Linked DNA regions of Homo sapiens: all the other regions are linked to region 3. Evidence: chromatin contacts called from ENCODE Hi-C or POLR2A ChIA-PET data. All regions are on one chromosome and are shown on one strand. The core of a region is the stretch at or near the end of the contact, and the rest is flanking DNA. Distances in the headings are between cores, read along the strand shown. Region 1 has its middle 110 kb from the start of LINC01814. Region 2 has its middle 110 kb from the start of LINC00299. Region 3 has its middle 210 kb from the start of LINC01871.

Evidence for each region. A loop is a pair of places that touch in the nucleus more often than their neighbours do. ChIA-PET counts read pairs that join two places held with the same protein, here RNA polymerase II (POLR2A). Pooled maps may share reads with other maps.
Region 1: a map with no recorded cell type shows a loop between it and region 3 (2.5-fold over the local background). The contact joins two enhancer-like sites. A Hi-C loop is called at or near these places in 1 of 168 maps with a recorded cell type or tissue (GM12878), 1 of 37 single-sample maps with no recorded cell type and 5 of 50 pooled maps.
Region 2: a map with no recorded cell type shows a loop between it and region 3 (2.8-fold over the local background). The contact joins two enhancer-like sites. A Hi-C loop is called at or near these places in 1 of 37 single-sample maps with no recorded cell type. POLR2A ChIA-PET finds 5 or more read pairs at or near these places in 1 of 52 experiments (OCI-LY7).

Annotation. Positions count from the first base shown.
Region 1 is chr2:8,475,885-8,479,260 of GRCh38, forward strand. No RefSeq gene overlaps it. Among named protein-coding and RNA genes, the nearest start is that of LINC01814, 110 kb to the right of the region's middle. Within about 2 kb of position 1,792, at least 12 of the 41 ENCODE cell types and tissues checked have a DNase peak (open chromatin) inside an H3K27ac peak, as active enhancers do.
Region 2 is chr2:8,437,632-8,441,058 of GRCh38, forward strand. No RefSeq gene overlaps it. Among named protein-coding and RNA genes, the nearest start is that of LINC00299, 110 kb to the left of the region's middle. RefSeq lists an enhancer at 2,770-3,269. Within about 2 kb of position 1,445, at least 5 of the 41 ENCODE cell types and tissues checked have a DNase peak (open chromatin) inside an H3K27ac peak, as active enhancers do.
Region 3 is chr2:7,515,832-7,519,041 of GRCh38, forward strand. No RefSeq gene overlaps it. Among named protein-coding and RNA genes, the nearest start is that of LINC01871, 210 kb to the right of the region's middle. Within about 2 kb of position 1,425, at least 2 of the 41 ENCODE cell types and tissues checked have a DNase peak (open chromatin) inside an H3K27ac peak, as active enhancers do.

The DNA of each region.
Region 1 (3,376 bases), core at 542-3,041, 960 kb after region 3:
AGCTGTTTGGACCGTGCTAAAACCTTTTTCCATATTCAAAAAGGTTGTTTCAACTACATTTAAGCAGGAAAAATCAATGAGGGAAAATCACAAACTGGATCCGGCTACAAGGAGCTCAGAGAGGAGAAAATCAGGCTTTCCCAGCCTGCAGAGCTCCCTGCCAGACAAATGACAATGACAGGGACTGAAATTAAAAGAGAAGGGACACAACGCCCTTTCCACTTAACTCCAAGGGCAAGCTCTTTTGGTTTGCAGCTACATTTGCCAACCCCTCACCTAGGATTCTCCCGAGAGATATAGGAGACATTTCCAGACTCTCAAAGGAGCCCATAAAATTGCTTTAGAAATGGGACTAACCTTTTGCAAGGTGAGAAGTCTGCCTTCATTACATATCTTAGGAAAAAAAAATAACTATGAGAAGCAAGACTCGAAATCTACCACAAGAAAACACCAACAACAAACGGAATTAATAACTCTGAACACCAAAGAATGTACCTGCTCTTTCATTCAACCAGCTTTTATTAAACTATTACCTACCAGACACTGTGGGAGTTACTGGGATGTTGGGGTGTATAATTCTGGATCTGTGCCCTGGAGGAGCTTGTATGGGAAAGACAGACACTAAACAAACAGTTGCGACACCGTGGACTAGCCCTGTGCCAACAGCAGGAATGAGGTGATATGGGAGCCAATTCACCCACTTGGAGGCTCAAGAACAGGGGGATTTTGCCAGATGCAGCAGGGTGATGATAGGATTAGACAGGATGATAATGGAAGTCCAGAAATGTGAGTTACAGCCTGTAATCCCAGCACTTTGGGAGGCCGAGGCGGGTGGATCATGAGGTCAGGAGATCGAGACCATCCTGGCTAACAAGGTGAAACCCCGTCTCTACTAAAAATACAAAAAATTAGCCGGGCGCGGTGGCGGGCGCCTGTAGTCCCAGCTACTCGGGAGGCTGAGGCAGGAGAATGGCGTGAACCCGGGAAGCGGAGCTTGCAGTGAGCCGAGATTGCGCCACTGCAGTCCGCAGTCCGGCCTGGGCAACAGAGCGAGACTCCGTCTCAAAAAAAAAAAAAAAAAAAAAAAAGAAATGTGAGTTACAGCCACACCTTAAGGCACACCTCTCACTTCCTTAGTGCCCTATGAGAATGCCTGGCCCCTACGGCTGCAGAGCAGTACAAAGGTTAACGAGATGTGGGAAACCACTCAGAATTTTTATGCTAAAGTCATTACATTTGAGAGCGATTTCATATTGGCTGGACTTTGGTCTCAGTCAATATGATTTCATCTGGCACCATTTATGTTACCAACTTAAACTGGCTGCTATTTCCCCAAAAAAGTATTTCCCTAAAAATCTTCACATATATGTCTGCCTTTTCATCAATTAAGGAGTATTTACTGCACACCTCCATGTGTTCATATCCTATTTGACATCTATAAATGAATCTTAAAAAGTGCAACTAAGCAAGCGTGTATCAGTGGCATCCATCTTCTGGTTTTCCTTTTCATTTTGATTGGTTTGCTATTCAATATGTACGTGCAATTTTTTTCTTCAAGAAAGGATTCAGCCTATCACACTTGTCTGTGTTTTTGGTTTCTGTGGAAAGAGCCTAACATGCAGTGGACACCAGGATAATGGCATTTGGCAACAGAGGTCAATGCTACCTGTGGGGACTGGGGTTTCACTATCCCCAGGAAATGGACCTACATGTTAACAAGGAAAGTTTGCCATTTACCGGGCTTCTGATGGTAACAGATTTGAGAGAACTAGCTGGTGAGTGGCACCAACAAGAAGTCAGCGATCCATCCGGGGTGGCCCAGGCTCAGCCACACAAGAGAAACTGCACTGTCCTCTGCACCCACGTCTGACATTGGTCCTCCCGTGAAGCTTCATGGGGGTGAGGACCAATGCTCCAGGGAACTCCTCCAACACACAGGATCGGGCCCTCCCCCTCCTCATCTGAGTTATATCTGGGCTCTCTTTTTCTTTAAGGGGACAAAGGAGAAAGAATGCCAAGCTTACTGGTGCATTAAATGATTGAGAAATGTTTGCCATTTAAAGCTGTTTCACTTCCTGCCTGATACCACAAAGAAGCTTTTTAATGAAGTTAGCCTTTGCCTTTCTCAATGCCACTATGCGCCTGGCTTGTTTTGCCCACTTTCTGTTTTCAAAGCTAGGTATGATCAGGAAACACGTGGTTTCTATTGTTTCAAACAAGTAAATTTCAATTCAGTCAATTTAGGGGAAAAAGTCAGGGGGCGTCCAAAGGACAGGGTAGAGGGGCGGAGCATACGAGGATGGCCGAGGGGGCACAGACAGCAGGCAGCGGGGTCCAGGTCTTCACCCTGCTCTGAAGGGGCCTGGCTGCCCTAAGTCAGCCCAGGCTCCCACGGGAAGCTGAGCCCTCAGGCTTGGGGGGTACTATGGGCTCCCAGAGTAGGGCCCCCCTCATTCCACACGTGCCCTTGCTGACTAAACCCTAAGCCCCAGGGTTGGCACATGACTTTCCACAGCTACAGCCAAAAAGACAAACACCACAAATTGCTTCGTGACCCCTTGTCAAGAGTGCTCCCAAAATGAGAAAATCTATACCACAAGAGTCCTACCACTGGGACACAGCCAACTTCAGGACCAGCACGAAAGCCCTGGCCAAACCATCCTGCTGCTACTAAAGTATGAGTTGTCCATATGACTGACAGAATCTCTGGTTTAAAGTAACTGTGGCTACTGCTTCTTCAGTGCTTATGGGCATGTCGGGTACTTAGCACTTGGTGTACGCCTATTCATTTAATCTTCCCAGCATCTTGCAAGACAGGTGTCGCTATCTCTTTTTACAGATGAGGAAACAGAGACAGAAAGAAGCTAAGGAATTCCAAGGTATCTGGGTCAGCTGCTGATGCAGCCCTACCCAAGGTGTGAGAATGTAAGTCCATGCTCTGTATTACCAAGTACAGTGTTCCAGGGTTTTCTGTTCTGCCCCCACCTCCACCCCCAGCCAATACCTATGTTTGAAAAAGGCCCGTTTCTAGCAGCGTGTTCATATTTATTCATTAAGTACTTATGAAGGGTCCACTGTTGGTCAGGTCCTGGAGATAAAGAGATGAATATCATGGTATCTGTCTTCTACACGTGTACTCTCCAGTACCCTCCACGATGGTGCCACTAGCCACATGTGTCTATTGATTGCTCAAAATTTGACTAATATGAATTGAAATACGTAAAGTGTAAAATACACACCAGGCTTCAAAATCTTCTTATGAAAAAAGTGTAAAATATCTTAATCATGTTTCTATTGAATCTTATTGAATCTATGTTAAAATTATATTTTAATATATGGATTAACTAAAATCATTTTTATTTCCATGCATTTCTTT
Region 2 (3,427 bases), core at 195-2,694, 920 kb after region 3:
ATGCCTAAGACTCTGGAGAGGTTCTGGGGAAGTGGTCATCACAAGGATAATGGAATTGAATGGCCGTTGCTAAGTGGCATCATTTATTGGAGAAAGACAATGAAAGCCTGAGAGTTATTAATCACCAACCTCAGGTGAAGCGTGTGAGTCAGAAAACCTTCCTGGCAGCATATAAGTAGGTAGGCTCACATCTCCTTCAGCCAGATGGCAGGAAAAGCTGAAGAGCTGGCTTAGGCTTGAATTACAAGGGCAGAAGAGCTCCAGAGATGGCTGAACTTTCAGCCCTGACAAGTCTGCCATGCCAGCTGAGGACCTGGTTGTAAAGGAGTGGGACTCTAATATTTGGGATGGGGACATCCGGGTCAACATCCCCCCAACAACTGTGAGAACACTCTGGCCTTGCAGAAGGGTCTCTCTCCTCCTTGTTAAAGGCTAGTGCTCCCCCCACTTGAAAAATGCTGCAAGGCAGGGGTCCCCAACCCCTGGACCATGAACCAGTATCCATCCATGGCCTGTTAGGAACCAGGCCACATAGCAGGAGGTGAGCAGCGGGCAAGTGAGCATCACCACCTGAGCTCCGCCTCCTGCCAGATCAGCAGCAGCATTAGGTTCTCATAGGAGCACGAACTCTGTTGTGAGCCGCACAGGCAAAGGATCTAGGTCACATGCTCCTTATGAGAATCTAATGCCTGATGATCTGTCACTGTCTCCCATCACCCCCAGATGGGACCATCTAGTTGCAGGAAAACAAGCTCAGGGCTCCCACTTATTCTACACGATGGTGAGTTGCATAATTATTTTATTATATATTACAATGTAATAATAATAGAAATAAATTGTACAATAAAGGTAATGTGCTTGAGTCATCCTGAAACCACCCCCCACCCCCAGTCTATGGAAAAACTGTCTTCCACAAAACCAGTTCCTGGTGCCAGAAAGACTGGGGACCCCTGCTGCAGAAGCTCTGCCCCACAAGACAATGTGGGCATCTCCCTGATGCATGCACCCCTGGGCCTCTGCCCCCACTTCCCCTCCCGCTAACCGGGCTGATCATGAGGTTCAGGTCACAGCAGTACATAGATGGGGAAGTGCAGGAAGTGCCTGCTACAGGAAGAAAGGCCCCCAGAGAAGCTGCAAGACCTCATGGAGAGGCATGGGCAGAAACCAGGAGAATGTGTGGGGCTGGGTTCTGAGGGTACAAGACTAAGACGGTCAGAACCTAAGCTTGGAATAGGGAGAGTTTATCAGTGTGGGCCTGCCCTTCCATGATCCAGGGTTGTAAACTCTGGCAAGGCCCCTAAGCAGTGCTAACGTGCTCTAGGAGGGCTCCTAGGAGCCTGAAGGAAGCAAAGGTCCATACTAAGTTAAGCAGAAATGCCTGGGCCGCCCTCCTGCCCATGAAGGAAGGGACAGAAAGGCTCAGAGGAGTATGCCCTCTAGAGCAGGTCCAGCACATCAGCTCGGAAAGCCAGCCACGCCCTTCAACCAGAGAACATGCCAGTTACCAGCTAGATAAAGAACGCACTGCTGAGAGGGAGCCTGCGGAAACAAGCGGGGCGGCTATGCTGTTGTTACAGAATTGGACTCTTGAATGCAAAGGAGGCCAATGGAATCCCACAACAACAGAAGCTAGTGTGTCATTTGGCAGGGAGCAAGGTAGGCACAGTGACACAGGGCATCAAGCCCAGAGTGGCAGCTGGAGCACCTGACCCCATCTGCAAAGGGTAGATATATAGCAGGAGAAAAGGGCACCTCTCAATCCACACACCCTTAGCAAAAGCTTTTCTCAAGGGAAACTAGTCAAGAGGCTTCAGGAAAATGACCAATAGAAAGCTACATTTCAGCCCTGGAGCTGAGCTCATTTTCAGACCTGGAACCCACTGACTGAGGGAGAGGGTGAGCCCCGGGAGGAAGGACCCTCCAACATCACAGCAGTGTCTATACAAACATTCTCCCCCATCACAGCAGTGTCTGTACAAACATTCTCCCCCAGATCGTCCACAAAGAGACACATGCCATGTGAGGACCACTGGGCACAGGATCTGAGGCGACACTGGTACCTAGGGACCTAGGCCTGGTCCTGAACCCTCTGTTAGAGTGGAGGTGTGCAGGGGCCGGTTTTGAAGGAAGAGGTAACCAAACCCAGCTCACAGTGACTCCCCTGGGTCCATAGACCCAACCAGGAGCCCTTTCCCCAGCCTCCAAATGTAGAATTCAAACTGACTTTTGAAATTGGTAAAACTGCCACATTAGTTCCTAGGAGTCGGTGGTAGGAACTACCACCATGGGGAAGTTCAAGTGGAGGCCCCCCACTCCCAGACACACACATCAATGCAGGAAATCAAAAATAATATCACATCCCAGAGGAAATGCCAGAGATTAAACACCTAGAGGATGCGAGGGCTGCACCCAGCACACCCCTATTTAATTCACGTCTGGCCCTAGAAAATCCCGACAGACCCTAGAGGATGACAATGGACATCTGCAACTCGATCAGGCAGTTGCTGTTTGTAACTGGTGGGGAGCAGCTTTCCTGGTGCAGGTGAGCTTGGTGGCCTGTGGCCCAGGAATGCAGCCCATACCGGGTGAATGCATTCTTTTCCACTCTTATCAGGAAGGAGAACCAGAACAGGCTGCGTTCATGTGGGACACCTGGCAGGCTGCTTGGGAGAAGAAAGCAAGATCAGAAGATTGAAGCGAGCTCATGGGAGCAGCACATCATGGGTGCTGGGCATGGGTGCAGAGCGTGTTCACACCCGCCAGAGCGCAAGCACCACTGGGAAGAACTAAGCATCCAAGTGTGCAACTGGCCAGCTGCTGCCAGCCCCTATCACTGCCACCATGGTGCTGACACAACAGGCAATTTGTTGACTAGAATCAAATCATCATTCACTTACAGCCTGACCTTTCCTGCCCAAGGGCTTCAGCCAGCTCCAATGCCCAAGGGCCCATGGCATGTTTGATTTGCCAGCACATGATCCCACAAAACATTGCATCAGACCAAGTGTCCGACCTTGCAACAGAGGTGGCACAGCATGGGATCATGAAATCCGTGGCCATCCTTTTGGGTCCTACCACCATCCAGAAAGCTGCTGGCCTGATAAAACCATGGAACTGTCTTTGAAAGATGTAGCTGAGGCTGGGCACAGTGGCTCACACCTGTAATGCCAGCACTTTGGGAGGTGGAGGTGGGCAGATCACTCGTGGTCAGGAGTTCAAGACCAGCCTGGCCAACATGGTGAAACTCCATCTCTACTAAAAAATACAAAATACATGGTGAAACTCCATCTCCACTAAAAAATACAAAAAAAAAAGCCAGGCATGGTGGTGCATACCTGTAATCCCAGCTGCTTGGGAGGCTGAAGCAAGAGAACTGCTTCAACACAGGAGGCAGAGGTTGCAGTGAGCTGAGATTGCGCCACTGCAC
Region 3 (3,210 bases), core at 175-2,674:
ATTATGCCTTGATCTCTGGGATATTTTTCTTTCTCAAATATAATCGGACTATTGAGTCTAGAATATATTTTACCATTATAGTTATAGAAATACTTTCCAGTTGTTTAACAATTCAAATCAGCAATGGTCATATGAATTTGAAAAATAAGAAAAAAAGATTAAATATGAAAAATAAAAAGGAAAGGCATTTGTGCTAGGGATCCACCAATTTGATGCTTTGAGATTACAATCAGGGTACTGAAGTTGAGTGCTGGGCAGCCAGCGAGGCAGTTTCTTGCCTTGTGCATCATCTTATAACATGGCATTTTCCCAGAGTAATTATTCAATCAGCCTAAGTACACACATTAGGTGTTGGTCTTTGGCTCTGAAAATGTGAAAACCTAATGCTTAGAATTGAAAGGCACCAGAGTTTTCCAACTTCTTCATACCATGCAGATGGAATATGCAGACCAGAGCCACCTTCACACTTGGTTCTAATGCAGATGATATGATTATGCACAGACAGGCAATGGGAAATATGTTTATTTAGGGTTATACAGAGCAAGTGCTATGATGTTTACCCTTCAAAAACACCTATGAGACTCAAGAATTCCTCCTAATGACAGAGGTTTTTCCAAATATCAAACAGACAGTGCCTGGTGATGATCAGGAACCACTGTTTCAATCAATTATATTCTCACCCATATTTCACTCAACCTAATGAACTGCAATGACTCAGCATTAATGAATTCCTAAACATATGTTTTGTCCAATTGATCATCTTGCTGCTAGTTCTGGACTCTTTCACTACCTACAGTTAATAACATAAGCCTTATTTCTTTTCTTGACATCATTCATTTTCTTGAAATTTGCAAGACTAAACCTATTAAACCATAATAAAAAGCAAAGCTTTAGATTCCTTATTGTAATTCCCAGTTAAGTACATCTTCCACCAGCAAACAGTCAAGATGTTGCTTAGTCACTCATAAAATATTAAAATGTTCAATATTAGTCATTTTATGGAACCATCAGAGGTTGGATAAATTTATTGGTTCAACTTAGGTTAAATCTATAAAAAACTCATGCTCTACTAATAGCTAAATTCTTATTAAAGGCGTTTGCAGAAGAATACAAATGTTCTTTCAAAACCAGACATGACTTTACGCCCTAACTCACTGTGACTCATGATAAGAATTTAGGTTCTCACAAAATCTATTTTCTATTTTACAACTAGAGTGGTCAGTTGATTTTCCAAAATAAATTCTGGTCTCAGGTTTAGCAAGATGCACACATTCACACATGCTGTAGAGCAAGTAAATAGCCTTCCCTGTCAAAATCAAAATATGATTGTGACTTCTTTAGGGGCTAGGAATGTCCTACTGCACTAGGTATCAGTGCGTGTCTCAAACTACGTAATAAAGAGATGCAGTTATTCATTATGCAGCGCTTCCTGTCGCCATGTGTCAGATCCTGCCACATGACAAACGCCAGGCACAAACAGAAGCACAGTTCCTTCCCGCAAGAATCTCACTGTAAACCAACATGAACATACATACTCACTTTGCATGTGATCTGTGTCCAAGGAAGTGTATTTGGAAAGTCTTTTGGGAACCCAGGGTGGGGGAAACTAGTTCTGCCTAGAGAGAGAGCAAGGCATTTTCAGAATTGACATTTCAACAAACGTTCTGGGGAGACAGAAAAACAGTGAGGGTGTGAGCTTTGAATTTGCTTTTCTTTCTTACTCCAGTGTGACTTTGAATGACTGATGCCAATTGTCAGACAATTTTTTGTATATTTATTTTCTTATTTGTAAAATGAAATAATGAAAAGATCATAGAGGCTATACCAACTCACACAGCTGATGCAATTATTAAAGGAAATAATGTTTGAGAAACTGCATTATAGACTACAACAATAAGCTCACTAAAGAGTAGATTAGGCAGACAAACTGAGGACAGATTTGGGGGACAGTTAACAACCATCTGAGAAGTACGTGTTTTTTTCTGGAGGTGGTTTTATTTTGTAGATGACTTTTGAGGTAGAAAATGAACCTGGAAGTAATGTAGAAAAGAAAGTAATCTGAGAATAAAAGTCCAGGAACCAACTGAAGATGATTATGAAAGTATGGATCAGAGATAATAATTGCCTAAATTGAGTAATAATAGAATACAATGAAAAGGAGAAGTGAACCTCAGATGAATAAAAGAAGGAGAAACAATAAACCAGGGTAACTGATTTAATGTGGGTGACAAGAGTGAGAGAGGAACAAAAGTGATCATATTTTTAGCCCAAGTGACTAAAAGGATGCCATGGTCATTAACCAAAGGAAGACACCTACGATATTTGGGGAAGACAAGTAGCATACCAGGATTTGTCTGGATTTCTAAGTGAACATATTTTGACCTCACAGGAATAGGGCTCGGGAGAGAGGTTGGAGGTGGAGGAATTGCTTAGAGATTCATCAGTATAGATTTTATATCTTATAGAAAATAAATTAAATGGAATTAAAAATAATAAGACTCAAACCCCAGTCTTCTGGTCATAACTGAGGAGCCCCAATACAGATTATAGCATGTTTCTGAATGTCATCCCTTTAGAGAAAGTGCTTTCTATTTAAGTCTGCTTAGAAAAATCAATTTGAAGTCTCGCTTAGGCAAAATGACACTTCTTTGGGAAGGGGAATTGCATAATTCTAGAGCATGACTGAGATGCTTTACCTTTTTAGGGCCTGTTCCCTAGGGAACATTTGTGAGGAGGAGGGCTCTCCGGAATAACTTGTAACAAGTGACACTCGAAGCTTCCAAAAGCATCCAGAGTTGGGGGCATCAAGGCAGGTGCATGATGGGAAGATGGTAGATCCAGCAGCGAGTCTGGTTGGGAGATGTGGCAACACAGCATTCAACAGCCTCAGGGCAGGTGCAGGTGGTGCCATAACCCCAGACATTGCAGTAGGGATTCAAGAGCATTACTCTTATTTTGAGACAAGTTTTACAGGTGTGATTTGGGATGTCATCCCTGAAAAAGGACTGAATAGTATCAATAAGTGACATTTAATCTTCAGGTAAAAGGAATAGGAGAGCCAGAACCAAACCTGAGCATGTTTAAGGGCCTGAATTTCAGGATGAAGCAGAAAGATTCATTTATCGCATTAGAAGCCAGGACAACTGATGCTGAGGCACAAAGTGTTGAGTTTAAAGCCTTGGCTGCTACTCAAAGTGTAGTTCTCAGAGA